Linked DNA regions of Homo sapiens: region 1 is linked to region 2. Evidence: chromatin loops called from intact Hi-C (ENCODE). Cell type or tissue: IMR-90. All regions are shown on one strand. Each heading gives the region's core, and the rest is flanking DNA. Links, peaks and the distances in the headings are about the cores only.

Region 1 (16,386 bases), core at 5,527-13,526, 1.4 Mb after region 2:
GCAAATAGACACATATTCAATTTTGCTGGTGTTTATTTTTTTACTTAACTAGGATAATTTAATCTTGCCTTGATTCTTCCACTTTTTTACATAGTAATTGTGTTTGATTATATTCGATTAAAACAATTTACTTCTTTTTTCATTTCCTTGGAAGAAAAATTATTTTTATCAATTTAAAACAAATCAGGAAATTCTAAAGTGAAGATCACTCTGCTTCCATGAATTTTATATTTGCAGCAACTTATTCTTTTTTAAACAAAAAGGGCTTTTATGAAACTGCTAATAATTGTAACTTTGTTCAGTATTACATGTTTCTTCAAATGTGGCTGCTTTCCAAATACCACAAATAGTTTATTTTACCTTTAAGAGATGTTTTAAATTGAATCATTGGTTAATTCTGAAAGTAATTCAAGCAGAGTTTATAATCCTCTACACTATGACTCTTTAAAACTTGCTAATTAAAAAAAAATCATAGTTGGCCCTTTTCTCATAGTTTAGACCTTGGCAATGAAAAGGAAACTGCAAGCATTTATTTCAAATGAATTTGAAACCGTGGTTTAGTCTTCAACTCTTTAACAAAACAGGGAACACCATATGTAACAGTCCAGCATACATTTTTTGCTTTTTATGTCTTGAAAGTTTCCTGCCTCACTTTCTCTTTGTCTACTGGATATTTTTATTCAGTTGATAAATTGCAAATATCCTAGAATATTTTATATGGGACTTATTTAATCAATGAGATTGTATCCTTGCTATTTTACATGCCAGAGCATTTTGGCATTTGGTTCACTTCTACTCCCAATAAACAGCTTAGGATAGAGTACTTCTGAGAATTGCTGAAGAAGGGTGGGTCTTGGCAATGATCAAACCCAGTGGGATAAGATTGTGTTAAATTGTGAATGTTATATGCATAGCCAGGAGATTGGAGGAGTTCAACAGTACTAATCATTGAGCAACAACAAGTGTTCATAAGTAACTGAAAGAATGTAATTGAAAGAGAAGTGCAAAAAAGAGGATTGTGGAGAAAGATAAAAAGGAAAGGACATATATTTGTTCAAGTAAATGAGAGGAGAATCTGCTGCATGGACAAAGCCTCAGTCCTTCCTTAAAATGTTGACTGCTACCTTGATTTACAATTCGTACCTTCCCTACTTTGCTGCATTTTTCCTTTTCAGCACCTCCCCCCACTTTTAAAAAACTAATTTGCTCTTCTCTGGGCTTTCCCCTGCAGCCCTCTCCACAATAGATGATTGTCCCGCACAGATGCCGTCCTGCCACGAAGGCTCTTAGCCTTTCTGGCTGCTCCGCCCGCCGCTCGCCAAGTGAGGACAGAGGGTCTTTCTCTGGGGTGTGCTTTATTTCATATGTGCTCAGCCGGCCTACCCTGGCTCTTCTAATACATATTAATGCTTTTCTCTCCCTGACTTATGAGGACAGGATCGTTTGATCATTTCTTGTTTTGAATGTTCTTTTTGTGCTGACAGAGAAAGAGATGACTTGATGTCTGCACTAGTTTCCGTAAGGAGCAGCTTGGCAGATACGCAGCAAAGAGAAGCAAGTGCTTATGAACAGGTGAAACAAGTTTTGCAAATATCTGAGGAAGCCAATTTTGAAAAAACCAAGGCAAGTCTAATAAGATGCAAATAAAAGTGTCTTTCTTTTTTTTTTCTTTTTTCTTCTGAGTATTTATTTGGTTATTCTTCTATAACTAAACTTTGTTTTTCAAACACACAAAGTGAATTATCAATCTGTTAATGTTGACTTTTCTGAATTAAACAAATTTGCTATTTGGAGAATTCTTACTGCTCTGCAAATACTGTTGTTGTATCACTGTTCAGAGAATGTAGTACAGTATAATACTTTGAGAGACCTATATGCTTAATCTTTTTATTTGCTGATAATTTGCAATGCTGCAAAAATCTTAACACCCAGGCATTAGTTTGTATGTGTTCGTATATGACTAAAGACAAATGTTTTTCCTCAATAATTGGGAAGTTTTGAGAAAATCCAAATATACCAAAGACAATAATATATACATATTTAGTAGCATTTTTTTTTTTTTTTTTTTGAGACAGAGTCTTGCCCTGTCGCCCAGGCTGGAGTGCAATGGCACGATTTCGGCTCACAGCAACCTCTTCCTCCTGGGTTCAAGTGATTCTCCTGCCTCAGCCTCCCAAGTAGCTGGGATTACAGACACGGGCCATCATGCCCAGCTAATTTTTGTATTTTTAGCAGAGATGGTGTTTCACCATGTTAGCCAGGCTGGTCTGGAACTCATGACCTCAGGTGATCTGCCCATCTCGTCCTCCCAAAGTGCTGAGATTACAGGCGTGAGCCACTGCGCCCGGTCTTAGTAGCATCTTTGAGTCTGGACTTACTGTAAGGTAACTCAAACATACTTAATGAGAATAACAGTTTATACTTAGTGATCGGACGGTGTTATAGGCACTTTGAAGAATAGGAGGTTACTGTTGATTCATTACTGTATTTGGGGGCCACACCGTAATCCGTTAAAGTTGCATGTATTTTCCCTAGACACACTAGCATACAATTCAAGTTCTTAATGGCCACGTGTAGCAAATATTGGACAGTGCAGATATAGAGCATTTTCATTATCATGAAAAGTTTTGTTGGATAGCACTGGTCTAAACCATATATGAATCTCAGTGTTTTATTAAAATATTAGGGCTACATTACTGAGTATATGCCCAGAGGAATATAAATCATTCTGCTGCAAAGACACATGCATGTGAATTGTCATTGCAGCACCCTTCACAATAGCAAACGTAAACGATGGAATTGATGGAATCAACCGAAATTGACGGAATCAATCTAAATGTTCATCACTGACAGATTGTATAAAGAAAATGTGGAACATGGACACCATGGAATAGTATGCAGCCATAAAAAGAATGAGATCCGATCTTTTGCAGGAACATGCATGGAGCCGGAGACAGTTATCCTTAGCAAACTAACGCAGGAACAGAAAGCCAAATACTGCATATTCTTACGTATAAGTGGGAGCTAAATGATAAGAACTTATGAGCACAAAGTAGGAAACCACAGACAGTGGCATCTCCTTGAGGATATAGGGTGGGAGCAGGGAGAGGAGCAGAAGAGATCACTATTGGGTACTGGGCTTAATACCTGGGTGATAAAATAATCTGTATAACAAAACCCCGTGACATGAGTTTGCCTATGTAACAAACCTTCACATGTACCCCCGAACCTAAAATAAAAGTTAAAAAAAAATTAGGGCTATTCAATTCTGCATTAAGCCTCTTGTCAGCCATTGCTATGTCCATTTGTCTTTATCCAGTTCATCCATAACTCTTCCCGTTTGACCCTCATGCCTTTTGAAACTTAGGTTCAGTTATGACCAAACTCCCCAACATACTGTTTCCTCAGACTCTCCTGTTTCTTCATTTGTTGTGAGCTCTAGCTGTCCCTCAATGCCATGTTTCAAAACCTTCAGTGAAGGCCCTTGTGTCAGTCAAGTCGTCTCAGGTGGGTGTGATGGAGGAAACCGCAGTTACTTCACTCCTGACTGCCATTTCCAGGGCTTTGTTTTGGCACTTACTCTCAGGTCCTATTCCTCTTTGAAATTAAGCTACCGCTCTGTGTTAATCTGTTTTGCATTGCTATAAAGAAAGAGCAGAGATTGGTAATTTATAAAGAGAAGTAAGTGGTTTATTTTGGCTCATGTTGTGCAGGCTGCATACGAAGCATGGTGCCAACATATGCTTCTGGTAAGGCCTCAGGAAGATTTCACTCTGACAGCAGGCAGAGGGGAGCAAGCCTCACAAGGGAGCAGGACTGAGCGAGGAGGAGAGGGGCCAGGCCCTTTCTAACAATCAGACCTCAGGATAACTAATAGGGCACCAAGCCATTCATGAGGGATCCACCCCCATGACCCAAACACCTCCCACCAGGCCCCACCTCCAACACTGGAAGTCACATTTCAACATGAGAGATTTGGAGAGGACAGGTATCCAAACCATATCACACTCCTCTTTGAAATCAGTGTTGTCTCTCTCCTCCCTAATCAATAAAATCTCTCAATTGAGAAGGCTCTCTTTGACCCTTTCTATTTTATTTTTATTTTTATTATCATTTTTTTGAGACAGAGTTTCATTCTTGTTGCCCAGGCTGGAGTGCAATGGCGCAATCTCAGCTCACTGTAACCTCAGCTTCCTGGAATCAAGTGATTCTCCCACCTCAGCCTCCCAAGTAGCTGGGATTACAGGCATGCGCCACCATGCCTGGCTAATTTTGTTTTTTTAGTAGAGACAGGGTTTCACAATGTTGGCCAGGCTGGTCTCAAACTCCTGAGCTCAGGTGATGCACCCATCTTGGCCTCCCAAAGTGCTGGGATTACAGGCGTGAGCCACCGCGCCTGGCCCCTTTTTAAAAGTTTTAACATCTGATCCTTTTCCTCTTCATTCTATCTCTTTCATCATCCTTAAATGTTTGAATTTCCATGTTGCTGATACACAAAACACTAATACTCTTCAGCTTCCTTAACTCTACTATATCCCCTACTTCTACGCTAACATCCTGCATGAACTGAAATGCCCCTAAGATCTCTCTGAAACCACACTCTCTGACTAGGGCCTTTGCTCTTCTTTCCTCCCTATCAAAGTTAAATCTACTCCATGTCTTCATTTTCACCTCTAGTTCTTCAGCATTCTTTCTTTTTATCTCTCATTTTATCTGTTGTGTCCAGGCTGGTCTTCTTTTCTTCCCATTTAAACATAAATTTTACCATCTCAAATTGAACTCACACATTCACTCTCCCAAATCTGCTGCCCCTTCTGTATTCTCTTACTGGATGGCACTTTTACTCACTAACATGCTCTGATCAGAAAACTGGATTTCACCCTGTCCTTCACCCCTAACTTTTAACCAGTCACTAAGTACAGATCTGAGTTTCTAACGTTTTCTTGAATTCTTTCCCTCATTAACACTTTTCTTATGGAAGCTAAGTAATCTCTGGATTTATCTATTACACTTCTTCCTAGCTTGCCTCCCTCCTTCGTTCCACTCCCTACACTGCAGCCAGAAGCGATCTTTCTTAAAGACACATTTGATCATGTGACTCTGATTTAAAATTCTTCGGTGAATTTTCACTGCCTTCAAGACAGTCTCCACATTCTTTCCCATGCCCGTGGTCTGTCCTAATGTGGCTCCCTTTTGCCCTCCAAGGCTGCTGCTTTTTTCCTCCTCTCGCGCCCTGTCTCCCAGTACACTCAGCTATCGTCAAAGGCAGGAGGGCTTAGGGGGTGAACATGGGCTTACTAGAGTTAGCCAGACTTAGATTCAACTTCTGGCCCCACCATTCACTGGCTGTGTGACCTTGGACGAGTTACTTTAACTTCTCTGTGCCCCAGTTTTTCCTCATCTGTAAAATGGAGAAATATGTGACTCCTAGGATTGTGAATGAGGACTGCATTTTAAAATGTATATTGGTTATCTTATACAAACCCAGGCAGGCACAAAATATTTCTCAATAAATAGCGGTGGTGGTGATAACCCTGCTGATTATCCCATCCTCTCTCCAGCCTCTGAGTCTTTGTATGTGCCATGTGCATTCTTCTCTGCTCCACTGCCTGTATATTACTTTAGCCTTACTTATCTTAGCCTACATGGTACTCCCTCTAGGAAACCTCTTATCTCTTCTGTCTAGATTCGATGTACCCTTTATATGCCTTTATAGCAGGGTTTTTCAACCTTGGTGCTATTGACATTTTGGGCTATGTAACTCTTTGCTTTGGATGCTGTTCTGCACATTGTAGGATGTTTAGAAGCCTCTACCTACTCAATGCTAGTAGCTTACCCTCCTCCCCCAAGTTGTGACAACTGAAGATGTCTCCATACATTGCCAAATGTCCTCTGGTGGGCACATTTACCTCCATTTGAGAACCACTACTTATATAGCATTTATCAAAATGTATTATTATTGCTTGTTTGTCTGTATCCTTCATTAAACTTTTAAAAAAATATTTCAGCTTTTAGTTTTGAAAGAGGGGTACATGTGTAGGATTGTTACATATGGTGGACCCAGGTATTGAGCATAGTGCCCCATAGGTACTTTTCCAGCCCATGCCCCCCTCTCTCCTCCCCCAAGTTGTCTGCAGTGTCTGTTGCTGCCACGCTTATGTCCATGTGTACACAATGTTTAGCTCCCATTTATAAATGAGAGCATATGGTGTTTGGTTTCCTGTTACTGCATTACTTTGCTTAGGATTATGTCTTCCAGCTACATCTATGTTGCTGCAAAGCACATGATTTCATTCTTTTTTATGGATGTATACATTCCCTGGTGTATATGTACCACATTTTCTTTATCCAATCTGCCATTTATGGGCACCTAAGTTGATTCCATGTCTTTTTTTTTGAGATAGAATCTTGTTCTGTTGCCCAAGCTGGAGTGCAGTGGTGTGATCTTGGTTCACTGTAACCTCCGCCTCCAGATTCAAGTGATTCTTCTGTCTCAGCCTCCCGAGTAGCTGGGATTACAGGTGTGCACCATCACGCCTGGCTAATTTTTGTGTTTTTAGTAAAGACAGCGTTTTGCCATGTTGGCCAGGCTGGTATTGAACTCCTGACCTCAAGTGATCCACCCGCCTCCGCCTCCCAAAGTGCCGGGATTACTGGCGTGAGCCACCATGCCCGGCCTCTATGTCTTTGCTATTGTGAATAATGCAGTGATGAACATTTGAGTTGATGTATCTTTTTGGTATAATGATATATATCCCTTGGGGTATATACCCAGGAATGGGATTGCTGTGTTGAATGGTAGCTCTATATTAAGTTCTTTGAGAAATCTCTGTTAAACTTTAAAATTGTCACCAAGCCAAGGGCTTGCTTCCCTATGCACATAGAAGCCAATGCTACGGCACTGGCTTTTAAGAAAAGAAAAGGCTTTATTGCAAGTTGACTGGCAAGGAGGCAAGAGGCCACACTCAAATCTGTCTCCTCGTTCTGCGGCAAGATCAGGAAGATTGGTTTCAGAGGTGTTTCTAAGTAGCCCCAGGTGATACCAGTGCAGCCAGTCTGCCAGGGTGGTGGTAATCACAATGAGGAGGTTAAACCTCTCATGTACCCCAGAAATATATGCATCTACTATGTACTCAACAAAAATTAAAAATAAAGTAAAAACAATTAGGAGGTTAAAGCTTTTTCCCATTGCACATGCCTGGACTACATGACTTGCAATTTTGGCTCAGTGCTATCTGTAACAACTTAAACAATGGTTAATCAGTCTGCACTAGTCCCTTGGTTACAAAATCTCTGGTGTTACGGAATTTCTCCACCCTGATCACTGTTAAATCCGTAGCATCTTGCGTAGATCTCAACACATAATAAATAGGTACTCAGTAAATATCCACTGAGGAAGGAAATTGCAACTCAGTTCTCACTAGCACTCTACAGTGCCTTTATTCTTATCTTTCCAGCTTACCTACTTTGCCAGCAAAAGTACCCAGTGAAAATTAGGCCCAATCACACTTTTTTTTTTTTTTAATAGCTAGTTCAAGCCTCCCAAGCATTGCTAAAGGAAGTCATTTAACAAAGCCACTTAATAGCCGGGCGCAGTGGCTCACGCCTGTAATCTCAGCACTTTGGGAGGCTGAGGCAGGCAGATCACGAGGTCAAGAGATTGAGACCATCCTGGCCAATGTGGTGAGACCCCGTCTCTACTAAAAATACAAAAATTAACTGGGCATGGTGGTGTGCGCCTGTAGTCCCAGCTACTCGGGAGGCTGAGGCAGGAGAATTGCTTGAACCCGGGAGGCAGAGGTTGCAGTGAGCTGAGATCACGCCACTGCACTCCAGCCTGGCAGCAGAGTGAGACTCCATCTTAAAAAAAAAAAAAAGCCACTTAATGAGTTCCACTGAAGAGTAATACTAGTCACCTTCAGTGGTTGTAGGTACTGTTGAACAATTCTTTTCTCTGCAGTTGAAGACCTTATATACTCTAGTCAGGAACTCCACTTTCCTCACTTTTCCAACTCCACTGCTGGCACGTCACTTTCTTCGGATGACCTACTTCTCACTTTACTAAGATTAGGACCAACTGACAAGAGCCTCCTCAGCATCTTCTCATCCCTCGAATGTCTCCTCTCCTTATTTCTCCTTTCTTTTCTGGCCCTCTTATTTCCCAAGATGAACATCTTTCTCCCCGTTTTTGATGTCTCCCACTTCTATGTCATCACATTTTTCTTGCATCCTTTATCCTTTTCTCTCCACTGTTTTTCCCCCTCATCCTGCCCACAGCCTTTGTTTAAGTAAACAAAAAGCAGCTTTCCTGTGATCATCTTTCACTTCGTTTATTACCGTCCATTCCTCATTTCACTGGCAGACATCTCACAACAGTTGTCCACCCTGGTAGCTTTCCTTTCACTTCTGAGTGCATCGCAGCCAGGCTTTGAACAAACTGTAGCCTGATTTTATGTTACTGAAGTGCTCGCTTCATGATCACTGGTCACTTCCTGATTACCAAACCCAGTGACCTCATCTCAATCCTCATTGGACTTAAACTCTATAGATTTGGAACCCTGTTAACTGGCCTATCATAACATACCATCTCTTTCCCTTGATTTAGCTGATATGTTACTCTCATGGGTCCACATTGTACCATTCTTGTCTACTCTTAAGTCTCTTTTAACTTGTTTCTTGGTTTCCACAAGTCTTAAGTGTGGACGTTCCTCAGAGTTAGTTCCCAGCCCTCCTCCCATGTTGCCTTGACTTCCTGGGATTCATTTCTCCTCACGTGGCCAAATATTACCAGTGAATACACCCACATTATGCCTTTAGCTTTAACTGCTCTCCTGAGCCCCAGCCCTACGTGTTTTGCTGCTACTAGATCTTTTTTTATGGATGATACACTGCTGGCGTCTGAAACTCTACACAACCAAACCGTTCATTGGCTCCGCCTTCCCATCTACCACTCCTTTTCTTTCTACCATTTTCTCTATGATCGTCTTCAAACAAAGGCATCACCATCTTCACCGCAGTCCTGGCTTGCATTCTTTAAAACATCTCGGTTCTTCCCTATGCTTGCTCTTGACATTCCATCAGTTCCCAAGGTCTTTCTCTCTCTCTTCAGAGTCAAATTTCTATTTAACTATGCCTACCTTTTCATTCTTATACCACTGCCCTGGTTCAAGGCTTCACATCTTCACATGCTTTTTTTTTTTTTTTTTTTTTCAGAGACAGGGCCTCACTCTGTCACCCAGGCTCAGTGGTGCGGTCATATCTCACTACAGCCTTGCACTCCTGAGCTCAGCTGATTCTCCCTCCTTAGCCCCGCAAAGTGCTGGGATTACAGGTGTGAGCCACCGTGTCCAGTGGTATACTTCACGTATTCTTATACCAAGTATGCAGACAATTACAATAGCTTTCTAATTGGTTTCCCTCAAATTTCATCTAATTCCAGCATACTTTTCACAGTGCTCTCATAACATTTATAGTTCCTGAGTTATAAATCTCCCTGTTTAGGTAGCTCCCCTCTTGCAGTAGAATAAAAGACAAATCTGGCCCCATTCTAACTTTGCTAGTCTTCTCTTTCACTCTACTCTTTCATGTCACCTTCACTGTTTCCAGAACATGACCTGCAGTTGGCCATTTTCATTGATTTGCACATGCTGTATTTTTCTGCCTTGTAATAATCTATGAAGTATCTGTTCAATCTATGAGGCTCAACTCAAGTGGCAGTCTTCCTGAAGTTTTCCCCAGCCCCTTCTTGTTTGAATTAACTTCTTTTTCCTCTGTATTCCTGTTGATGTGGTGTATAATTTTGGTAGTTGTTTACACAGTTTTCTCCACCAGAAGACCTTGAAATCAGGTCTGTGACATCTATCATTGTATTTCACACATGACCATTTACGTCTTAATTAACAATAAATGTTTGTTCAGTGGAAGTCAATTATTATTAATGTGAAATTTGTAATTAATTTTTTAAAAAATTTAATAACTGAGAGCAAGCAACACTATTGTTCATTAGGAATCTATAGCATTTTCAGTAAATTAGTAATAATGAATGCAAGGACAAAATGTATTGCAAGTCTAGTACTTTTTATCTAGAAGGTATGTTGAAACACACTAGAATTTTTGCTTTCTAAGTGCATTAAAAAGCCAGGTGGTATACATATTTTAATTTAAAACCCAACTACTTATATTACTGAGTGATGAAATGGTTACTTGGTTTAGTTCCTTGACGTTTGTTGCCATCTAGTGTGGCATTTGGGTATCACATGCTAAATAGAAGGAATTATATATTTACATTCTTTGTGGCAGTGAAAATGCCTGAGGATTTTATAAGAAAATAAATATATAACTTGAGAAGTATATAATGCCATGCAAACATTCTTGTGTGGAACTACCTTGGATAAACTCCCTACTCTCACCACTTTCTAGGTCTCTGATTTGGGCAAGTTACTGAATGTCTCAAAGTACCAGTTTCTTCAATTGAGTGATAAGAACCAATTAAAATGTATTGAGAGGGTTAAATAATCCATGTATACCACTTAGCAAAGTATCTGGCACCTAGTAGGTGCTCAATAAATATTTTTGTTTGAAAATGGAAGTTATTTCAATTGGTGATAATTTTAAAAGAGGAAAAGAATTCACCTGGGACTAAATGGAGAGAAAAAGTAGAGGCTTGTGCAGTCACACCTTGATAAAAAGCTACACGAAGCAGATGAAAAGGTTAACCAGGCCTTAGGCCTGCCTGCTTGTGTTGGAAGGGAAATTGTTGAGAGGTATGTGTAAAGGCCTGAAGGCACAGGCTGTGGCATGAAGTTACCATAAGCATATCTGTAATGATATAACCCTCTAAGGAAAAAAAAAATTTTCTTTTTTACTCATAACAACTTGAACAAAGTATGTATTTCCAATTTGCTAAGACCTATCCTGCCATATATCTTTGTGGGTAAGTGGTGTGAACTTTTTAAAAAAGTTAATTATTATGTATACATAATAATTGTACATATTTATGGGTTACATGTGATATTCTGAAGATTAGTTTTTAAAACAGCAGCCTGGTAGGTTGAACAAATATTTACAAAGACTTTTTCTCCCTTTTCAAATATCCAAATTATTCTGTTTCTTGGATTACAGGGAGTCAGAAAGGCAGGAATTAGAAACCTGGATTAAAAATAAAATCAGAAAAGCATTGACTATTTGGTTATAGTCACAAGGATAGAAAATAACGCTTCTTGATTTGCACATTATCTGTCCCAAAAGAAGTGTAAATATCTTGAAAAATGGTACATAGGGATAGACTGATAAATTTCTGGTTAGCAAGGGTTTATAAATTAAAATCAATAGTTTGCATTATTCATAAGTTAGATGTTTGAAATGTGTTAATCTTTTTAATTTTGTGGGCTTTATTCATAAAAATAAAAATGTTTGTAAGCTTTAAAGTTTATGTTCAAAGGTGTGAGCTGTATATTTTTCATAAGATCTTAATTCCTTAGTTATGAATTATTCTGTCACAAAGATTTCTTGAAAACTAACCCTAGCAGTTGGGAAGGACTTTTATATGATCTACAATAGGTTTCCTGTTTTAAAATTTTAGTTGACTAGATATAAATTTTGTTTTCGAAAATATTTTGACTGCCTAAGATAGTAGTGCCTACCCTTTGGCTTAATAAAACCAGGACTGGGAATATCAAGTCCAATAAACTGTGTTTGAAAAAAAGTGTTAATATGTCAACACAGAATGACCACAGCTAAAGAAATTTCCCAGAAAAGAAAAGGTACCTTCAGGAATGAGTCTGCTGGGTGGGGGGAATGTATAATTCCCCAACTTCTCAAGACCTACAGCCATTTCCACCAAGGAAAGGGCCGTGTTCAGGGAAAGGGAGAGAAGCCAGGACTTGGGAACTACTGAGAGAAATAACAGCCGCAGGCCCCAAATTAACTTTGTCACCTATAAAGATCTATCATTTAATGGTAATTGCCTGTTTATAGCATTCAGTTACTATAAAATTATAATTTATAATTTTATAGAAATTAAAATTATAATTTATAATTTTATAGAAATTAAAATTATAATTATAATTTTATAGAAATTAAAATTATAATTATAATTTTATAGAAATTAAAATTATAATTTATAATTTTATAGAAATTTATAATTTTATAGAAGTTAAAATTATAATTTATAATTTTGTAGAAATTAAAATTATAATTATAATTTTGTAGAAATTAAAATTATAATTTATAATTTTGTAGAAATTAAAATTATAATTTATAATTTTGTAGAAATTAAAATTATAATCATTTGATGATAGTTGATTGTTTACTGACCTAGCCTTTGAGAAGTCAGTTATTATGTCTTTACTGAATGGTTATAGGGGTACTCAATCGACAGGGATTCTGAAACTAGGAGAAGAAACTCTAGAATTAAGAGAGAGCTTTAATGGAGATAGTGTATAAATAATTGTTTACTAGACCCAAATCTTTTAGTATGTGCGGTCCAGTGTGAGAGAGTTATCTTTAGAAAGAATAAATCATTTTTCTGATTCCAAGTGTTACTACGCTTTTCTGTTTTCTTCACTGTGACCGGACATATACGTTAAAATCAAAGCAAATAAAAGTAAAAGCTATTTTTGTTTGTTTGTTTGTTTTGTTTGTTTGTTTTTGAGATGGAGTCTCGCTCTGTCGCCCAGGCTGTAGTGCAGTGGTGCGATCTCAGCTCACTGCAAGCTCCGCCTCCCGGGTTCACGCCATTCTCCTGCCTCAGCCTCCTGAGTAGCTGGGACTACAGGTGCCCGCCGCCACACCCGGCTAATTTTTTGTGTTTTTAGTAGAGACAGAGTTTCACCGTGTTAGCCAGGATGGTCTCGATCTCCTGACCTCGTGATCCGCCTGCCTCAGCCTCCCAAAGTGCTGGGATTAAAGACATGAGCCACTGTGCCCGGCCTTAGAAGCTATTTGATAATATGGAATTGTTGGTTACACGCTAAGAGACATCAGTAACCAGTTTTTTGTTTGTTTGTTTGTTTTGTGTGTTTTTTGGGGACGGAGTCACACTCTGTTGCCCAGGCTGGAGTGCAGTGGCACCATCTTGGCTCACTGCAACCTCCGCCTCCTGGGTTTAAGCGATTCTCCTGCCTCAGCCTCCCTAGTAGCTGGGATTACAGGCACGCACCACCTGGCTCAGCTAATTTTCATATTTTAGTAGGACGGGGTTTCACCATGTTGGCCTGGCTGGTCTCAACCTCCTGACCTCAAGCAATCCACCCGCCTCAGCCTTCCAAAGTGCTGGGATTACAGGCGTGAGCCACCACGCCCAGCCAATAACCAGTTTTTAACCTAATATTTTTATTCAGTGTTTTGTTGCCCATTACTCATCATCAGCCATTGGTGGTGGCCATTCCTAATAGAGAGAAGACCATCCACAAAACCAAGGCCTCAGCAGTGGTTTTGTTTACATGATTTTACAGCTTCTCACTTTGTGCTTTTCACTGTATCATCCTATCTTGGCATTACACCTCTTATCCTGCCAGGATTATTTACTGTTGCTTGTTCTTTAGTTGACTGAGTTCTTTGAATTGATTCTGTAGGTGCCTTTCATGGTAGCCTGGTTTTAGATCTTCAGTCTCTTCTGCTGTTCCTATACTTAATGATGATGACTCCTGAGTTTTTGTTCAGTTGAAAACTTTCTGATTGGATATATTGGTTTATATTAAGTAAGCGTTTTGTCTATTCATACCAGTAGCATTCATGATATCAGGGAGAGTTATGAACATTTACTCAATTCATGTGAAATATTTTTCACAAGAGCAATTACATTTTGAATCACAAAAGTAACTCATTCATATTTCAAGCTCCAAGGGCTTAAATTATAGAAAAAGTATGCCTTTTCATTTATTTTAATATCTAATTTAAAATTTCCTTTTCCAGGCATTCTCGGCTGGAATTTTGACTTGGGACTAATTCCCTAGAAGAATCACTTTTTACTCATTGTATTTGTTTATTAGTTAATCTGAGACAACTGAATTTTACCTTTATATTTTATGCCTGGGAGCATAGAAACTTTTCAGAAGAGACCAAAAGAAACTGGAGTTTAATGCTTTCCAGATGAAGAGAGGAAAATTCACATATCCTAGATATTTATTGTCTGTATTTATTATAGCTTTCACCAGAGGGAAGCATAACTATGCATAAAACTTACAGTGCTTACTAAGGCCATTTCCATCTCCATTAAAATCAAATGTGACTATGAAATTTCTAATCATACAGCATGTAAGTCACATGAGACCTGGGGTTCTTTCTACCATTTCAGGGGAAAAGAGAGGTTGTGTGAGGTGGATATTGTACATAAGGGCCACTGGAATAAGACTATAAGATACTATAGTACCTTACTTTTATTAGGATTTTTAAAAATTGGGATTTTACTATGCAATCTGTGTATGTAACTAAATTACATTTGTACCCCATATATTTATACAAAAAAAGACCTCCCCAAATTGGGATTTTTGAAGTCATATTTCATTATTGGGTGTTATAAATAAAGATATTGTAAAAGTGGCCAAAATGAAGTTAGAGATTTTTTATTTCTGGAAATGCAGAGTGGGAAATTTACAGTAAAGGACAATCATGAACTTTACCAGAAGTGGAAGATCCTTATAAAACTAAGTAGTGAATACTGTCTTGAGTCTTTCCATTTAACTTACGATTATTACATAATTTTTACTTCAGTTGTATGTTTAAGGGGAGTGAACTAAATTTTCTCTTAGTTATATTTAAGGAAACTTGATTATTATATAGTATTAAACAAAAGATGCCTGTGTGTAATGATATATTCAACATTTCATTTTAGTATTTTGATCTATCATTTGAAGTATTCCAATAATTTTTATCCATGAGCAAATAAGAAATCAGTTAAATTGGATACTTACGTATTTCGTGTAGTATAAACATGATATATAATTGAAAATATTAGAACACTTGGTGTTTCTGGTTCCCTTTTTTAAAATTCTGACTCATCTGTGGCCGTCATCAAGGTTCATTACCTGAATTTTGTCATTGATTAATTAATATGGCTTTAATCATGAAAATTGAAATATGTCAATAAATGTAACATTTGGATACTCTTTTAGGTCAATAAGTGGTATTGATAAACAATAAAAAATTATTCTAATGGGCTTTATAGTGAGTTTTTGCTATTTTAAATATACTTAAAGCTTAATTATGTCATTTTACCTATATTTTTTCCAAATTCTAACCTCCTCTTTCAATCTGTTCTATCCTGGCAGGCTTTAATCCAGTGTGACCAGTTGAGGAAGGAGCTGGAGAGGCAGGCGGAGCGACTTGAAAAAGAACTTGCATCTCAGCAAGAGAAAAGGGCCATTGAGAAAGACATGATGAAAAAGGAAATAACGAAAGAAAGGGAGTACATGGGATCAAAGGTACTTAAGGACTCTGCTGTTATCCACATTGCAGAAGAAAGGTTTTTTATGATGCCATTGATGATTCCATAGGCTGGAGTTCTTGAATGAACTTTAAATTTTAAAATCGTTATTATATAAGTAGTTAAATTTCGTATAATTTAGAATTCATAAAAATGTTTTATCTTTTCATATATTTCTCAATAGTTTATGCTGATCTTTTCAAATAAAATAATCAGTTAGATTCCATACAATGAAATTACAAAATTTACTTTAAATCCTGCCATTCTGTTGGATTCCCTCTCTCGTGTTTCCCAGAGTCGTGCTATGAAGATACCCAGATTTTATTTCAACCTTGGCTAAATCAAGGAGAGATGACTTCCCCTGCATTATCTCCTACCCCTAAATTAAATATGCAGAAGATGAAACACTTGTAAGGAACTGAGTAACCAAGAAAAAGTGATTATGCACTCTGTATGAAATCAGTTCTGACAAATTACATGATGAATAATGACGGTAACCAGATGAAGGGAGAGATTTAAGGCAAAAGGAACAGATAACATGAAACAAGCAGTGTTTGAAAAGGAGTTCACAAACTAGAATACAGAGTTGAGTGGGACCTAGCTTTAAAATTGCTAACTAGACTCGAATTGAGCAAGTTGTGGTCCATCAAGTAACCAAAACAACTGTGTTACATGTTTGTTTTTAAAAGTGGACTCACAGCTTGTACTCTAAATGCTATGTTGTTATCAGATTCAATGTGTGATAATTAACTTATTCAGTAAGTATATACTGAGTATGTGCTGTGTGCAAAGCAATGTGGAGGCCTAAAGATATGTAAAGAGAAAAATCACAACTTCTGCCCTATGAGTTTTAAGTCTTAATAAGAGTAAACTCAGGCATTTCCTGTAAATGTCCTTGTCTTCTTATCCATTTTTAAAAATTGTGTCTGTCAAAACCCTACTACCTACCTTCTCTGCCCTGG
Region 2 (16,386 bases), core at 2,167-10,166:
TTGAAGAAGAGAAAGATGAAGAGAAGGTCCAAATACAAGTAGAATAGGGGATAGTCAACCAAAATCTCTCAGCAGAATACTGGTTTTGAACACTTAGAAAGAAACAGGGAAGTTCCCGTGAATCATGCTTCCTTCTCAAAGTTTAGGAAATGGAATTTACTTAAGAAACTAAGGAAAGTTTTTAGATGAATCTCATACAAAGTTATTTTAATGAAAAGAAAGAGCAAAGATAAGATTTCTGGGCAATGAAGATCTATCAGAAAGGTCTACAGAGCAGAGCAAAACTAGTTCGTTTAAAATGTGCTAAAAGATATTAGAAAAATGATATAAAATATGACAAATTTAGGATTACAAGAATCAGAAATAAGATAAACTCAGGAAAACACTGGAAATAAAAAGATACCAGAGATGCAATATAAACACTATGGATAATTCCTTTAAAAAGAGGTAAAAATAAAAAGGAATTTAAAAAACCCAATTTTTGTTTAATTAGAAAATGACAAGGCCCAACATACAGATAATAGGAATTTGAAACAACAACAAAACCCTATAATCTTAGAAAATGTTTTATTTAAATATATAAAACAATATTTTAAAAGTGAACTGTGGTACCTAAGCAGCAGCTAACACCAGGACATAAATAATATAATACTTTAAAGGGAGAAAACTTTTTGGCTAGGCAAAACCAGGTGAAATGAAAGATGGTGATCAGACTTTCTTCACAATTATACTTTATGCCTGAAGAAAATGGATTGACCATTTTCGAGATACCCAAAGAAAAATGTGAGCTGAGGTTTTCATATCTAATAAAGTTATAAGCATAAAAGGCTGGTACAAACTTATCCTACATAGACAAATTTGGGAAATGGGAAATGTTGTTCCCTTAAGCTCTTCATCAGGAACATCAGAAAATGAGCTCCAGATAACCACAATGACTAAAGAAATAGTGACAGACTGGTGGTGAATATTAAGCATGTGTTGCTTATATAATTTAAGAGTTAAAGTATAGTATGTAAAAGCATATGCAAAAACATTTGGTTTAGCTGGTGGTAGTCTGATATTTTGGGACTGTGTGTAGACTGGAATAGAATAATTACTATTTATAGGATATTTGAAATCCTGTTTTCTTGAGAATCAGGGTCCCTTTTTTTTTTTTTTCAAGATGGAGTCTCGCTGTGTCACAATCTCAGCTCACTGCAACCTCTGCCTCCCAGGTTCAAGCAATTCTGCCTCAGCCTCCCAAGGAGCTGAGATTACAGGTGTGTGCCACCATGCCCAGCTTCATTTTTGTATTTTTAGTAGAGATGGAGTTTCAACATGTTGGCCAGGCTGGTCTCTTAATCTCAGGTGATCCACCCACCTTGGCCTCCCAGAGTGCTGGGATTGCAGGCATAAGCCACTGCACCCAGCCTAGAACCAGGGATTTTAATGTGAGGAAAAGGAGATAGAGAATACAGAACATGTAATTTTTTGAAAAAAATAAAAAAAAACAAAAAAAAAAAACCTATGGCTATGAATTTGAATTGGACGTAGTGGTATAAACTCATGAATGTATATGAATACATGTAGATATGTGTGAATATACACATTCATGAGTTTGTACCAGTATGTTCAATACAAATTCATAACTATCAGGATGCTTAACACGTCAGCTTGTGGTTTCAAAGTACCTTTTTGTTTTTTTCATTAAAACGAGAATTTGGGGAAAATAGTCTGGCAGGAAGTGTAAAAGATAAGCCTAGGACATCTTGTCACAACAAATAGAGGGGCTGGGTGCAGTGTCTCATGCCTGTAATCCCAGGACTTTGGGAGGCTAAGGTGGGCGGATCACCTGAGGTCAGGAGTTCAAGACCAGCCTGGACAACATGGTGAAACTCCATCTCTACTAAAAATACAAAATTAGCCGGGCGTGGTGGCGCATGCCTGTAATCCCAGCTACTTGGGAGGCTGAAGCAGGAGACTTACTTGAAACCAGGAGGCAGAGGTTTCAGTGAGCCGAGATCCCGCCACTGCACTCCAGCCTGGGCAACAAGAGCGAAGCTCCATCTCAAAAACAAAACAAAACAAAACAAAATAAAAATAGAGGTTAACAAAGGCTGCTAGGTAATTTCCAAAAGATTCAAGAGCCAGCTTAAAGGGGCCCCCACTGTGCAAATGTGGGAAACTTTGGTCTTCAAAGAAGATAATTGCAATTTACTAAAACCCATCATAAACATTAAGAATAATTGGTCACCTTGGAGGATGATGGAGTATTCATTGTCTTGAAAACTTGAAGCAAAAAAGCATTTTCCTGTCTTTCCTCTATGAACAGTACAACTGGGTAACTAAATGGCAGATGAAGGACATATCTCTTTCTAGTGTTCTAATAATTAAGATCATATATTTTTCAATACCCAGTGGATCAATAAATTTGAATTTTGTGCATCAATTGCTCTAACATCACAAAAAGACCAGGCACAGTGGCTCACGCCTCTAATCCTACCACTTTGTGAGGTCAAGGAGGGAGGATTGCTTGAGCTCAGGAGTTCGAGAGCAGCCTGGGTAGCATACTGAGATCTCATCTCTACAAAAAAAAAAAAAAATTGTTTCAATTAGCCAGATGCTGTGGCATGTGCCTGTATTCCCAGCTACCCCCATGGCTGAGATGGGAGGATCACTTAAGCCCAACAGATTGAGGCTGCAGTGAGCTGTGATTGTGCCACTGCACTCCACCCTGGATGACAGAGCAAGACCTTGTCTCAAAAAAAAAGAAAGACAACCAGACATTTTATGCCTGCTAATGAAAGGGCTCAACATCACCTATAGTTTTGCCACAGAGATTAGAAATGAGTCTGATTATGCCTCTGGGTTCAGCTGCCTGCTACATTGCAGGAGATTCAGAGGACAGTGGAACATGTTGAACTGAATGAAGCATGAGTGTACAACTAGCAAAATTCAGACTCGGGAGGCTCAGGTGGGAGGATCGCTTGAGCCCAGGTGGTCAAGGCTGCAGTAAGCCATGATTACATCACTCAACTCCAGCCCCGGTGACAGAATGAGACCTGTCAAAAACAAAACAAAACAAAACAAAAACACCAAACAAAAACTAGCAAAGAAAAAACTTTAGTTGAATTCTTACTCTGTTATACAGAGGCCCCATCATCCTTCCATGCTGTGTCCCAGATAAGCCAGTGCTAGCATTGTGGCTGTCCTTGGGCCATCCCATCTATCCTTAGAGTTCAGGCTACTTTTGCCCTGCAATCTTAGCCCTCTAATGATTTTATTTTATTTTTTATTTTTTATTTTTTTGAGACGAAGTCTCACTCTGTCACCCGAGCTGGAGTGCAGTGGCATGATCTTGGCTCACTGCAACCTCTGACTCCCAGGCTCAAACTATTCTTCTGCCTCAGCCTCCCAAGTAGCTGGGATTACAGGCACCTGCCACCACGCCTGGCTAATTTTTGTATTTTTAGTTTCACCATGTTGGCCAGGCTGGTCTCGAACTCCTGACCTCAAGTGATCTGCCCGCCTCAGACTCCCAAAGTGTTGGGATTACAGGCCACCGCACCCAGCCCAGCCCTCTAATGATTTAAAGGAAAGTTATGATTTTGTAGATTATCCAGTTTTTCTTGTTACTAATGTGAGAATGAATCTTTTTTCCAGCTTCCTCCATCCTAGGCAGAAATAAAGTCCCAAATCTTTGTTTTTTAACGGGTCATAGAGGACCCATCATCACCCTTTATTCATTCCTTGATCATCTCAGGCTAGAGAAGTCTAGGGATACAGCTATATATAACATGACCAGAAGAATTAACTGGGCCGTAGCATAATCACATATTTGAAACAGGTAAGTGAGTCATCTGTGGCTAGAGACAAGTCCTGGTCACTTCCCTATTCTGCCCCAATACTCAACTTATTACATTCAGATGTTGCTTAATGGCTAGATGCAGCTTTGAGGGTAATGCTTCTATTAAATATGTCAGTTCAGTTTTACAATGGAAAATTCTGAAGATGGATGGTGGTGATGGTTGCACAATATGAAGGTACTTAATGCCACTTAATCATCCCCTTACAATTGTTAAGATGATAAAAATTATGTATATTTTACCCCAATAACAAGATCTTTTAAGGCCGAGCATGGTGACTCCTGCCTGTAATCTCAGCACTTTGGGAGGCTGAGGCAGGCGGATCACCTGAGGTCAGGAGTTCAAGACCAGCCTGGCCAACATGGTGAAACTCCATCTCTACTAAAAATACAAAATTAGCCAGACGTGGTGGCACGCACCTGTAATCCCAGCTACTTGGGAGGCTGAGATAGGAGAATCGCTTGAACCCAAGAGACAGGCAGAGTTTACAGTGAGCCAAGATCACACCACTGCACTCCAGCCTGGGCTACAAGAGTGAAACTCTGTCTCAAAAAAAAAAAAAAAAAAAAAAAAACAAGATTTTTAAAATTAAATTTTACAATCCAGTACAAAATAAAAGCATTGTCCATCCTTGTTTCTCAAAAACCCAGAAAGACCTTGGTGATCTGGTCACCCTTCCACATTCTTATTATTCAGTGACTTCTCATACCAGGTACTGTATGTTGTATAGCACCTGAAGTCTTTCTAAACACATTTCAGTGTGTTTTATTTATTTATTTATTTGAGACGGAGTCTTGCTCTGTTGCCAGACTGGAGTGCAGTGGCATGATCTCAGCTCACTGCAATCTCCACCTCCCGGGTTCAAGTGAGTCCCCTGTCTCAGCCTCCCGAGTAGCTGGGACTACAGGAGAGTGCCATCATGCCTGGCTAAATTTTGTATTTTAGTAGAGATGGCGTTTCACCATGTTGACCAGGATGGTCTCGATCTCCTGACCTCGTGATCCACTCGCCTCAGTCTCCCAAAGTGCTGGGATTACAGGGATGAGCCACCACGCCCGGCCACAGTGGGTTTTATTTAACAGTTAACTGGCTCATGCTTTAGGGGAGGCAGAATAGTTGAAAGAACCAGCTAGGAATCAGAAGACTTGGTCTGTAATTATGACTTGCCTGAAACTCTAAGTGACCTTTGGAAAGCCACGAAACCTTTACTGTCTTTTTTCTTACAGGACAATCATGAGAGATTGATCTCTAAGTCTGAAATTGGCACTCCAGTGTTTTCTGAATGAAAACACACAGTAAATTCTTTGATTCGGGAGTAAAAACTACTCCAAAACTCCACAAGAGGGCAGCTCCTCCACACCTGAATGGCCTCAGAGACCTTCCAGGCACCTTTGAGGTTATTGTAAAACCACTTTTTTATACAATGTTTTATTTTTATTTATCTTAATTATACAAGTAGCACACAAATATATTCCCACATAAAAAGTCCAACATTACAGATCAATTTCAAGTCACTTTTGATTAGTATGCTAATCCTAGTTTCCTCCCCTGTTATCAGGTTGTTTTCTGAGACTTTGAAAACACAACTTCTGCAACTAATTTTTTCAATCTGCATATAATTTGAACATCATTAATATCTATGTATGTATAAGAAATTTGTGGATATTAATATACTTCTCTTAACTCTTTAAAATGCATGTGTCATAATTTACTTGTTTCTTAATGACATTTAGATTATTTATCTTTTTTCAGTATTCAAAGAATGCTGCATTGAATATTTCAGTACTGTACTTTCAAAAAAGTGAAGAGCCTCACAAGACTTCATGGTAATTAATATTTTAATTAATTAATTAGTTTTTAATTTTATTATTATTTTTTGAGACTCCACCCAGACTGGAAAGCAGCGGCGTGATTTCAGCTCACTGCAACCTCCGCCTCCCAGGTTCAAGAGATTCTCCTGCCTCAGCCTCCTGAGTAGCTAGGAGTACAGACGCATGCCACCATGCCCGGCTAATTTTTTGTATTTTTAGTAGAGACGGGGTTTTGCTATGTCGACCAGGCTGGTCTGGAGCTCCTGACCTCAAGTCATCCACCCACCTTGGCCTCCCAAAGTGCTGGGATTACAAGCATGACCCACTGTGCCCAGCGGCAATTAAGATTTTAAAGCTAATTTATTAAGCCAAAGGAGGAATGTTTTAATAATTTTACTAGCCAGAAAAAAATATATAAAGTCAATTCATAGAAAGGGGACTGAAAGAGGGGGAAATGCCTGGCAGTCTTCCTTGGAAGCATTAGGTTACTCCATTCCATGATGTAAATCATTCTGGGATACAATTTCCTGCTAGGGCATTTTATCAGGTATGCTTTTGACTTAGATCAAATTAGACACAAGTAGCAAATGGCTCAGCGAATGCAGATAACTGAAACGAGAAAAGAACGATCCAGTGTTGCACCCAGGAATGTTAGGTGCTGTGTCCTGGTTACTTTTTTTTTTTTTTTTTTTTTGAGACAGAGTCTCACTCTTGTTGCCCAGGCTGCTGGAGTGCAATGGCGTGATCTCGGCTCACTGCAACCTCCACCTCCCGGGTTCAAACGATTCTCCTGCCTCAGCTTCCCAAGTAGCTAGGATTACAGGCACCCGCCATCACGCCTGGCTAATTTTGTATTTTTAGTAGGGATGGGGTTTCTCCATGTTGGTCAGGCTGGTCTCGAACTCCCAACCTCAGGTGATCTGCCTGCTCAGCCTCCCAAAGTGCTGGGATTACAGGCGTGAGCCACGGCGCCCAGCCTCCTGGTTACTTCTGTGTGCCCCACAGTGGAAAGGAAATGTTCGCAGGTAATGAGTCAGAGCAATTCAGATTTCATGTGTAGAAGAAAAGTTCAACATAAACATATTGGACAATATTAATGTAAAATATGGTCAGCCTTCCACATTCTTATTATTCAGAATAAAACTTTTATCTATAGCGAATATTCCTGAAGAACGTTTGGAATTCTTCAGAATCCAAACGTTGAATGTCCCATTCAAGCTGTCAGGTTCCAAATCCTATGTTTCCTGAAGAGACATGGCTGGGATCCGGCTGGGAAAATTCCGAAGGTGCCAACCTTCAGGTCACGGTACCTGACTGGTGCTGCATTCTCCTTCCAGCCTTGAAGATTCTGAAAGTGGAGGTTTCTTAAGCAGATACAGAGCTAATGGCCAGGTTTCTTGGGAGTACATTACAATAAATGCAAGAGGTGCAGAAAGCAAGAAATTGCTCTGGATCTTAGAAAAATGGGCTTGGAGCTCCATTAGTGTCTGCTACCTTCTGCAACCCAGATTCCAAATTGTTTTCCAGACTTGTGTTAGAGTTATTGGTGTCAGAACATCTTTTTTCATCCCCAGGGATAAGACACAAACACCTGCAAAGCTGACTCATGAAAGGAGACAAGGCACTACTATGACAGTGGATTGTGGGAGCTGTGAGGTAGGACCTTAAATTTTTTTGGTTTTTTTTGAGTCTCTCTCTGCTGCCCAGGCTGAAGTGTAGTGGAGCGATCTCGCTTCGCTGCAACCTCCGCCTATGGGGTTCAAGCGATTCTCCTGCCTCAACCTTTCAAGGAGCTGGGATTACAGGCACACGCCACCACACCTGGCTAATTTTTGTATTTTTAGTGGAGACAAGGTTTCGCCATGTTGGCCAGGCTGGTCTCGAACTCCCGACCACAAGTGATCCACCTGCCTCAGCCTCCCAAAGTGCTAGGATTACAGGCGTGAGCCACTGCACCCAGCCAGTAGGACCTTAAATTATCTCCCCTGATAGCCCAGAGGAGCTGGAGGCAGCCTGTTTGCCTTCACTCCAGGATGCCATGGCGTGACTTCTAAAAGGACCGTCTGTGATAGCATTTGGTGAGCAGGAAAGAAGTAGTCTGACGTTTGGAGGGGTAGAGTGTGCATTCTCCATTTTGATCTGTGACAATCCATACAGTGGAGGCAACAGGGGGGTCTGGACATGTAAGAGCTTCTGGGAGGAGGAGACTGTTTAGAGGGATGTCTCAGAAAATATTTTCCCTAAGACTGCAAGATTTCCCACCAGCAAGTTTTTTATTTAAAATTCAAGAAGGAGCACATGATTTTGTAATGAAATGAGCATGGTTAAATCCAGCAGCTATGCATGTTATTTTGCTTCTCTGAGTTTCGGTTCTCTTTTTTAGAAGGAATAATTGAGAAAATATATGTGACTAGCACAGGGTCAAGCATACTTAATAAGTACACTTCCTCCCTATTCCTGAGAAAGTTTATAATGCTGAAGAAGCTGATGTTGATGGGCCAAGTCTGTTGTCTCGCCCAGCGTTGTCTTGTTCATGGATTCGTGGAGCTGCTCTGATTCTTCGGCCCTTCATCAACAAAATGGTGAAAACAGTAACTCACACTTGTTGAGTGGTAGGTGCCAGGCACTGTTCTAAGTCTTTTTTACATAGATCAACTAACACATTTGATGCTCATAGCCCCACTTCATAGCCCCATCTACATAGGTAGATATTATTATTTTACACACAAGATAACAGAGACAGAGAGAGGGGTACCTCAACTGGCCCAAGGTCACACAGCTAGTAGGTAAGAGAACCAGAGTTCACATCCAAGTAATCTAATTCTAGAGTCCACATTCTCTCACTCTCTCACTCTCTTTTTTTTTTTTTTTTTTTGGTGGAATGTTAAAATATAAAACCAATAAAGAACATAGTAGTTGCTTGACATAGCAAACAACCATTGTGGAGAAAAGGTGCTCATTCATTATAGGTAGGGTCATGTAATTAATGCTTATCTATGGAAGGCCGGTGGACACTCAGTAGTTGCTTTAAGCACTTTTAGTTTAGCCACTTCAAGCACTTTTAGTTTGGGGCAGTTAAGAGCAAATGTGTTGTTTCCATCTATTTTCTCATCTGAACTTCTAGAAACAAAGAACTCAGATGACAGAGTTGCAAGTCTGAAACAACTTCTGTACCTGAATTTTTCCTGGAGAGGAGCCAAACAGGAGAAACTCCCAACATGCGTTGAACTGTGATGACGTTTTTATGTTCAATTATTAATTTTGGGGTTATTTCTTTTTATGTCTTTTTTTTAAGAGACAGGGTCTCGCTCTGTCACCCAGGCTGGAGTGCAATGGCACAATAATAGCTCATGACAACTACAAAGTCCTGGGCTCAAATGATCCTCCTGCCTCAGCCTCCCAAGTAGCTGTGACTATAGGCACAAGCCAAAATGTCTGACTAAATTTTTTGTAGAGACAGGGTCTTACTATGTTACCTAGGCTGGTCTCAAACTCCTGGCCTCAAGCAATCCTCCTGCTTCAGCCCCTCAAAGTGCTGGGATTACTGATGTAAGCCACTGCTCTTGGCAGGGGGTGTGTTTCTTATTGCAGCATAGCATTGCCTATCCTAACTAACAGGGTCATTAAATGTTAATAATAATAATTTTTTTCTCAAATAAAATATAGATAACCATAGATGGAAAATCCCATGAAGCTAGTATTTAAAAATAGAGATTTCTTTCTTCTTGAGCAACAATAACAACAAAACATTATGAGAGCTCCAATGCTCAAGCAATTGGTTAAATGTTACTGGGTGAATAAAGGACCCAAGAGGCTGAGAAAGGGGCAATCGTATCTTTGTGCAAGATTTGCCAGGACCCATTTTGGACTTCAGCATTTAGCCAAGCTGGCCAAGCCTGGTGCAGAGCTTTATGAAACAACTTAAGTCACTGCCCTGGCTCACTCCACCGTGCCTAGGCAGAGTCAGGGAAGACACTGCTCATGGCGGAGTGGCCTAGGATATAGAAGCCTACTAAGAAATCCTTCTGACTGCAGAGGCCAAGTTCTCTCCATTACCTGGGAGCTCAAGGACTCAGAGTGAGCTCAGAAACCATTGCCCCAGCTTCCTAGGCAGGAGGAAATGCAAAATTAAATGAAAAAAAATGAGATTTTTTTTTAATAGGTAAAAAGCAGGAAACTATTTTTCCTTCTGTCCCTCAACAGACCTAGAAATGTTTGGCCATTTTCCTCTCCATCATCCTCATTTGACTGAAGACTCTTCAGATGTCAAATAACTCATCATGGAATGGTCCCAGAGCAGTCCCCACAGCAATGAGACCTCTAAAGATGGTGGGCCATCTAGTAACAATGGAACAGATACTAATGGTCCTGTTTATTTTTTTTGTTTCTTCATTTGTTTAGAGACAAGGTCTTGCTCTATTGCCCAGGCTGGAGTGCAATGGCAAGATCATGGCTCTCTACAGCCTCAACCTCCTGGACTCAAGCGACCCTCCTGCCTTAGCTTCCTGAGTAGCTGGGACTACAGTGCATGCCACCATGCCAGCTAATTTTTTTAAAAAATTTTTTGTAGAGATGGAATCTCCCTGTTTCCCAAGCTGGTCTCAGTCTCCTGGCCTCAAGCAATCCTCCTGCTTCAGCCTCTGAAAGTGCTGGGTTTACAGGTGTGAGCCAATGTGCCTAGCCTGATCCTGTTTATTCTCAGAAAAAGGATGTGTGTGAATCATGGAAGGACCACTGTGCTCCTGGATCTGGGGCAAGGAAGTGGTCCACGTCAAGAGCAGCATCTTTTTCTAGACAGGGAAGCTAAGTCCTAAAACCATCCTGCATAAAAGAAGTGCACTAGGATGGAACATCCTGGTCTGGGAACAAAGAGAACTGGGTCTGTCTAAGCATCTCTTTGGTCCTAGGCAAGTAAGTTAATCTCTATGGACCTCAGTTTCATCATCTATTACATGCAAACTCTTAGTTATGATAATGGTCCTACCTACATTCCTGAAACAGCAGAAGTATGATAAAATATGCTGGAAAACTGCAGAGTACAATGATACTTTGATAACACATCAGGATTTTAATGCTAGTTTCACCTCTTTATCTGGGCAAATTGCTCAACCTTTCTATTTCTCACTATGAAAAATGGCAACATATTTCAGGGTAAGGTGACCCAATCTTCTGTCCGCTTTATAACTGTGGTATTAAAATGTCCTTACTTGAGAATCACTTGAACCCGTGAGGCGAAGGTTGCAGTGAGCCGAGATCGTGCCACTGCACTGCAGCCTGGGTGACAGAGCGAGACTCTGTCTCAAAAAAAAGTCCTCGCTTGAGACTAATTCTATCCAGAGCTCCTGAGCTAAGGCCTATGAGACCATATTATAGTGAAGACTAGTATTACAGTACCACATTGTAAACCTTAATTTCTTTGGCAAAGATAAATTCTTAACTAATAGTGAGCAAAGTGACTTTCTCTGACCAATATACAGATGGTGATTCCATTTCCAACCTCAGAACTGACCTCCTGCTGCCCAGGGAGCGGGAGTGGGAAGAGGGGAGGGAGAGGAGAGGCGTGATGTCACTCAGCCCTACAGAGGGGCCTCCCTTCAGGCTCCTGCAGGCTATTTGGAAGCAGCTGGAAGAACGAGTTAGGTCCTGGTTGCAGGATTTTTTTTTTCTTTTTTAAGTCAGACATAGACACAGATGTTGAGTAAAATGCTGCCTCCACTGAAAATCCCAAGCCTCAGACCTTTCAAGCAGAGGAAGAACTTAGTAAAGTTCTAGAGGTACCTTTCTGGCTGACTAGGGGAATAAAAGAAGAGCAGCTATGGCTTGCCTTGCCATTTGCTTATTCTTTTATACTTGAAATCGTCACAGCAACCAGACAAGAGGAAGTTGCTGGAATCTGGGCAAAGTTCCCAAAGAAGATCCCAGTGAGACACCATTGGACTTCTATTAGGGGGACACCACTGGACTTCTGTTAGGGGGACACCACTGGACTTCTGTTAGGGGGACACCACTGGACTTCTGTTAGGGGGACACCGTTGGACTTCTGTTAGGGGGACACCGTTGGACTTCTGTTAGAGGGACACCATTGGACTTCTGTTAGGGGGACACCATTGGACTTCTGTTGGGGGGACACCATTGGACTTCTGTTGGGGGGACACCATTGGACTTCTGTTGGGGGGACACCATTGGACTTCTCTTGGGGGGACACCATTGGACTTCTGTTGGGGGGACACCATTGGACTTCTGTTAGGGGGACCTCTGATCCTATTCTTGGAAAAAACAAAAAGCAACCAATGGCCTTCTCTCTGTTCTGAATTCCTAAGACATGTAGAACTCTGAGTCACATTCTTAGGCACTTGTTTCAGAAGAAATTTATGCTGAAATTCTTGACAGGTGATAGTGGAGCGCTACCCCCAGAGAGACGTTCCTGCCACTGCTGGACGAAAACAAAGTTCCTGGTCCCACAGGAGCTGACCATGGTCTAGGTCCTCACCACCGTTCCATAGGTGACACAGTGTACGTGCGCACGAGGCTGAGGTGGGAGGGTCACTTGAGCCCGGAAGGTGGGGGCTGCAGTGGGTTTTGATCATGCCACTGCACTCCAGCCTAGGCAGCAGTGTGAGACTCTATCTCAAAAAAAAAAAAAAAAAGAGAAAGTGAGAGCTCCCAATGTTGCTGTAACAGCAGGTTCTCTGTGTTATTTTAACGTTTTACTGGTACTGTATTTCAATTATTAAATTTCTGTAATAAGTTCCCAAAATAACCTTTGGAAACTAGTCCAGATAACTTTGTTTCCAGGTATTTGTAAAGCCCACTGACAGCATTTTGCCCCTAAGTGGTTCTTTCCCTCTGATGTCAGGGAGGGAATTTTCAGTAGGAAACGTTTAGTCCACCTGCGAGAATCACCGAGCAGAGGAACCAGGCCTTTCCCTCACCCAGCTTCCGCCTACACAGGACAACACAAGGCAAGCCAAATGCTGCTAACTTAACAGATAAAGCTGAAGGGATTGAAGTTGTCACCTGCCAGCTGAACTCAATAAAAATGATATGGAACTCAAAATAGCTGATAGGGGCTCAGTAAATAAACTTGGCTCAGCTGGGCGTAGTGGCTCACACCTATAATCCCAGCACTTTGGGAGGCTGAGGCAGGCAGATCACTTGAGGTCAGGAGTTCAAGACCAGCCTGGACAACATGGCAAAACCCCGTCTCTACTAAAAATACAAAAATTAGCTGGGCATGTTGGCATGCACCTGTAGTCCCATCTACTCAGAGGCTGAGGCACAAGAATCACTTGAACCTGGGAGGCAGAGGTTGCAGTAAGCCAAGATCATGCCACTGCACTCCGGCCTGGGTGACAGAGTGAGACTCCATCTAATAATAATAATAATAATAAACTTGGCTGGTCAGTCTTCCTGAACTGGACACAACCTCTCGAAGGTTTTGGCTGATGCAGACAGTTTCTTCAGAGCATCTATTACAATATTTTAATGAACTCTTTTAGAACACTCTGCATTCTCAGAACTGCTAAGGTTAATGCAGTGCAGACTAAGGACGACTAAGGGAAAACCAGTCAGGCTTAGATCCCAATTCCCGTCAGACTCCAGATGCTGTGGGGGCTCTAGTGGCTTCACCGAAAAGTGAGTCTTAATACAACTTACCCCTTTGTTCCCAATAGGTGCACCCCAAACTCCATGCACTCCCCATTCTTCAGCCCAGTAAGATGAATTTCTACATTAATTCATTTAGAAATAGTTAATAATCTCTAATTAGCATAATTAGAAAGCATTAAGAAGCATCCATTATGTATCAGCCACTGTGCTGGACTATGCACATAAATATCTGCCAAACTGCAGAGTTTTTACTCTTGGGGACTCACCAACCTTAAAAAAATGAGAGCCTGGGCCAGGCACGGTGGCTCACGCCTATAATCCCAGCACTTTGGGAGCCCGAGGCAGGCGGATCATGAGGTCAGGAGATCGAGACCATCCTGGCTAACACGGTGAAACCCCGTCTCTACTAAAAATACAAAAAAAATTAGCCGGGCGTGGTGGCGGGCGCCTGTAGTCTCAGCTACTCGGGAGGCTGAGGCAGGAGAATGGCGTGAACCCGGGAGGGGCGCAGGGTAGTAAGGATGGCCTAGAGAGAGAGCCTCAGCAAAGGACACTGAGGCCGTTTCCTGCTTGGTTTCTCTTTTTATGCTGTTTCTTGAGAAGAAAAGTTTTGATTGCTCTTGGAAATTTTTTAAGTACTAACTTTTTTTTGAGCAAGAAATGGTTAGTTAACCTGTGTGATGGTTTCATGTGATGAGGTGGAGATCTATTTTACTGTCTTCTGTGGTAGATGTGGGCAGGTCCTTGAGGAGTTTGATTTCACCCCCTGCGTGTGGGCAGGAGCCCCGAATATGGCTCTCATCCTCCAGTAGGCTAGAACAGCTCCTTATATGGTGGTTTCAGGGCTGCATTCCAAGGGGGCAAAAGTGGAGGGTGCAAGTTCTCTTGTGACCTTGGCTCTGGACGTGCCCGATACCATTTTTTTTCTTTTTTTTTTTTTTGAGATGTAGTCTCACTCTGTTGCCCAGGCTGGAGTGCAGTGATACGATTATTAGATGGAGTGAGACTCCATCTAATAATAATAATAATAATAATAATAATAATAATAATAATAATAAACTTGGCTGGTCAGTCTTCCTGAACATTCACTCTGCTTCTGGCTGGACTCAGGAGAATGCCCCATGACTCTCCACCCTCACTATGTTCCTTGACTCTGTTCCCTTGGTAAGTATGGCTGTTTAGGCAGAACTTACTCTGTTCTTATGAGGTGTACAGAGGTTTAGTCCTTACCCTGTGACCCACCTCAACATCCTCAGAGACCAGATTCAGAAGGTTTCTGCTCTAGAGTAAGTGTGCGCCCAATATAGTACTTACCTACACACACACACACCCCCACACACACAATTTATATATGTACACATGTCAATGTTATGTAGAAAGTGGCATACCATAGATTCATAGTAAAATACACATTTCCAAACTTTATTTCATTCATTAAACAGGTTTTGGCTGGGCACGGTGGGCCACGCCTGTAATCCCAGCACTTTTAGGAGGTCGAGGTGGGCGGATCACCTGAGGTCAGGAGTTTGAGACCAGTCTGTCCAACGTGGCGAAACCCCATCTCTACTAAAAATACAAAAATTAGCTGGGCATGGTGGCACGTGACTAATCCCATCTGCTTGCGAGGCTTGAGGCAGGAGAATCGTTTGAGCTGGGGAGATGGAGGCTACAGTGAGCCAAGATTGAGGCACTGCACTCCAGCCTGACTGACAAAGTGAGACCCTGTCTCAAAAAAAAAAAAAAAAAAAGCAGGTTTCTATTGTATGGTCACAATAGGTGAGCACATTCCCATGCGATGTGATAGGGGCATACAGTACTCTAGACAGCACTTAAGGCATCTAACTCAGATTTGAAGTCCAGGAATAACTCCTGAAGGAAGTGACCTCTAAGCAAATATATGGTGAGAAATAATTAGCCAGACCAAGAAGACAAGGAAGAATATTCTAGGCACAGCAAACAGGATGGATTGTTTGAAGAGCTATAATAATTTTGGTGTGGCTGGAGCTTTGAGAAGTGAAACAGATAAGGAGCAGTGACATACGAGGCCGGAGGGGCGTAAGGACCTTGAGAGACAGTTAGGAAGAGGGGACTTTATCCTGAGAAGAATGGAAGGGACAGTAAATGCTTCTTTCTTTCACATATATTGTTAAAGCAAACTAAATATGGCCTGAGAAGGACTTCATACTTTTATATTTGAATCCTTGTGGATGAACTATAACCTAGCTTAATAGGCAGACAAGATTGAAAACCTAATTTAGGGCCGGGTGCAGTGGCTCACCCCTGTAATCCCAATCCTTTGGGAGGACAAGGCAGGTGGATAACTTGAGGTCAAGAGTTTGAGACCAGCCTGGGCAACATGGTGAAACCCCGTCTCTACTAAAAATACAAAATTAGTCAGGCATGGTGGCAGGTGCCTGTGATCCCAGCTACTTGGGAGGCTGAGGCAGGAGAATCGCTTGAATCTGAGAGGCAGAGGTTGCAGTGAATGAGATTGCGTCATTGCACTCCAGCGTGGGCGACAAGAGGGAAACTCTGTCCCCCCACAAAAACAACAACAACAACAAAAACTCACAATATGTATTTATAGTTGAGGGTGCTGTGGTCTCATTTCCATTTTAGAAAGATCGCTCTGCCTGAGAAAGCCATTGGAAGTTTTTTATTTCCTTTTTAGAAAGGCGACTGTCTGTACATTCCTGAAGATGTTATATGAAAATATGGAAACAGGTCATTGGAAGGTCTTAAGGAAGAGAGCGATAAAATGAGATTTGCATTCTAGAGCTATGATGTTCTAGAAGAAGCTTAAGAGAGCATAAAAAGATGAGGAGCTGAGGAGCTGGAGGAGCTTTGGAGTGGAGATGAGGCTCCAAGCCTCAGCTCTGTGTCCTCTGTGGGATTCACTGGGGGCAGTACCAGTCCCCAAAACAGGACAAGTTTATGGAGACGCTGGACTCTGGCACTACCCAGGGCACTGCAGTTCCATTGTCCCCCCACAGCTCAGGTGAAGCCTAGGAGGAAGGCAAAGTGCTGATTGGCTACAGGAAGGGATCCCTATGGCCCCTCCCCCAAATGTGGGATACTGGCTACAGAATGTCCCAATAGTTCAGGCCGGGTGCGGTGGCTCA

What was found. Peaks named below come from ENCODE experiments on the same cell type or tissue, not always from the same donor. Only the 100,000 strongest peaks of a DNase experiment are listed, where the experiment ranks them.
Region 1: it touches region 2 in a loop (15-fold over the local background); 7 of 110 quality-filtered maps call a loop at or near these places.

The regions. Positions count from the first base shown.
Region 1 is chr1:243,315,271-243,331,656 of GRCh38, forward strand. It overlaps SDCCAG8 (SHH signaling and ciliogenesis regulator SDCCAG8), which reads left to right. Exons shown (of 18, transcript NM_006642.5): 9 at 1,485-1,623; 10 at 15,270-15,422. Among named protein-coding and RNA genes, the nearest start is that of MIR4677, 23 kb to the right of the region's middle. RefSeq lists a silencer at 1,097-1,391. In IMR-90, for the core only: a CTCF peak has its summit at 10,235 (motif pointing left); a DNase peak (open chromatin) is centred at 10,241; H3K27ac peaks cover 210 bases.
Region 2 is chr1:241,891,362-241,907,747 of GRCh38, forward strand. It overlaps LOC124904604 (a long non-coding RNA gene), which reads left to right and starts at 4,856. Exons shown (of 4, transcript XR_007067056.1): 1 at 4,856-5,241; 2 at 5,598-5,671. RefSeq lists silencers at 2,232-2,432, 2,732-2,932, 3,772-3,972. In IMR-90, for the core only: a CTCF peak has its summit at 5,195 (motif pointing right); no DNase peak of the experiment used is centred there.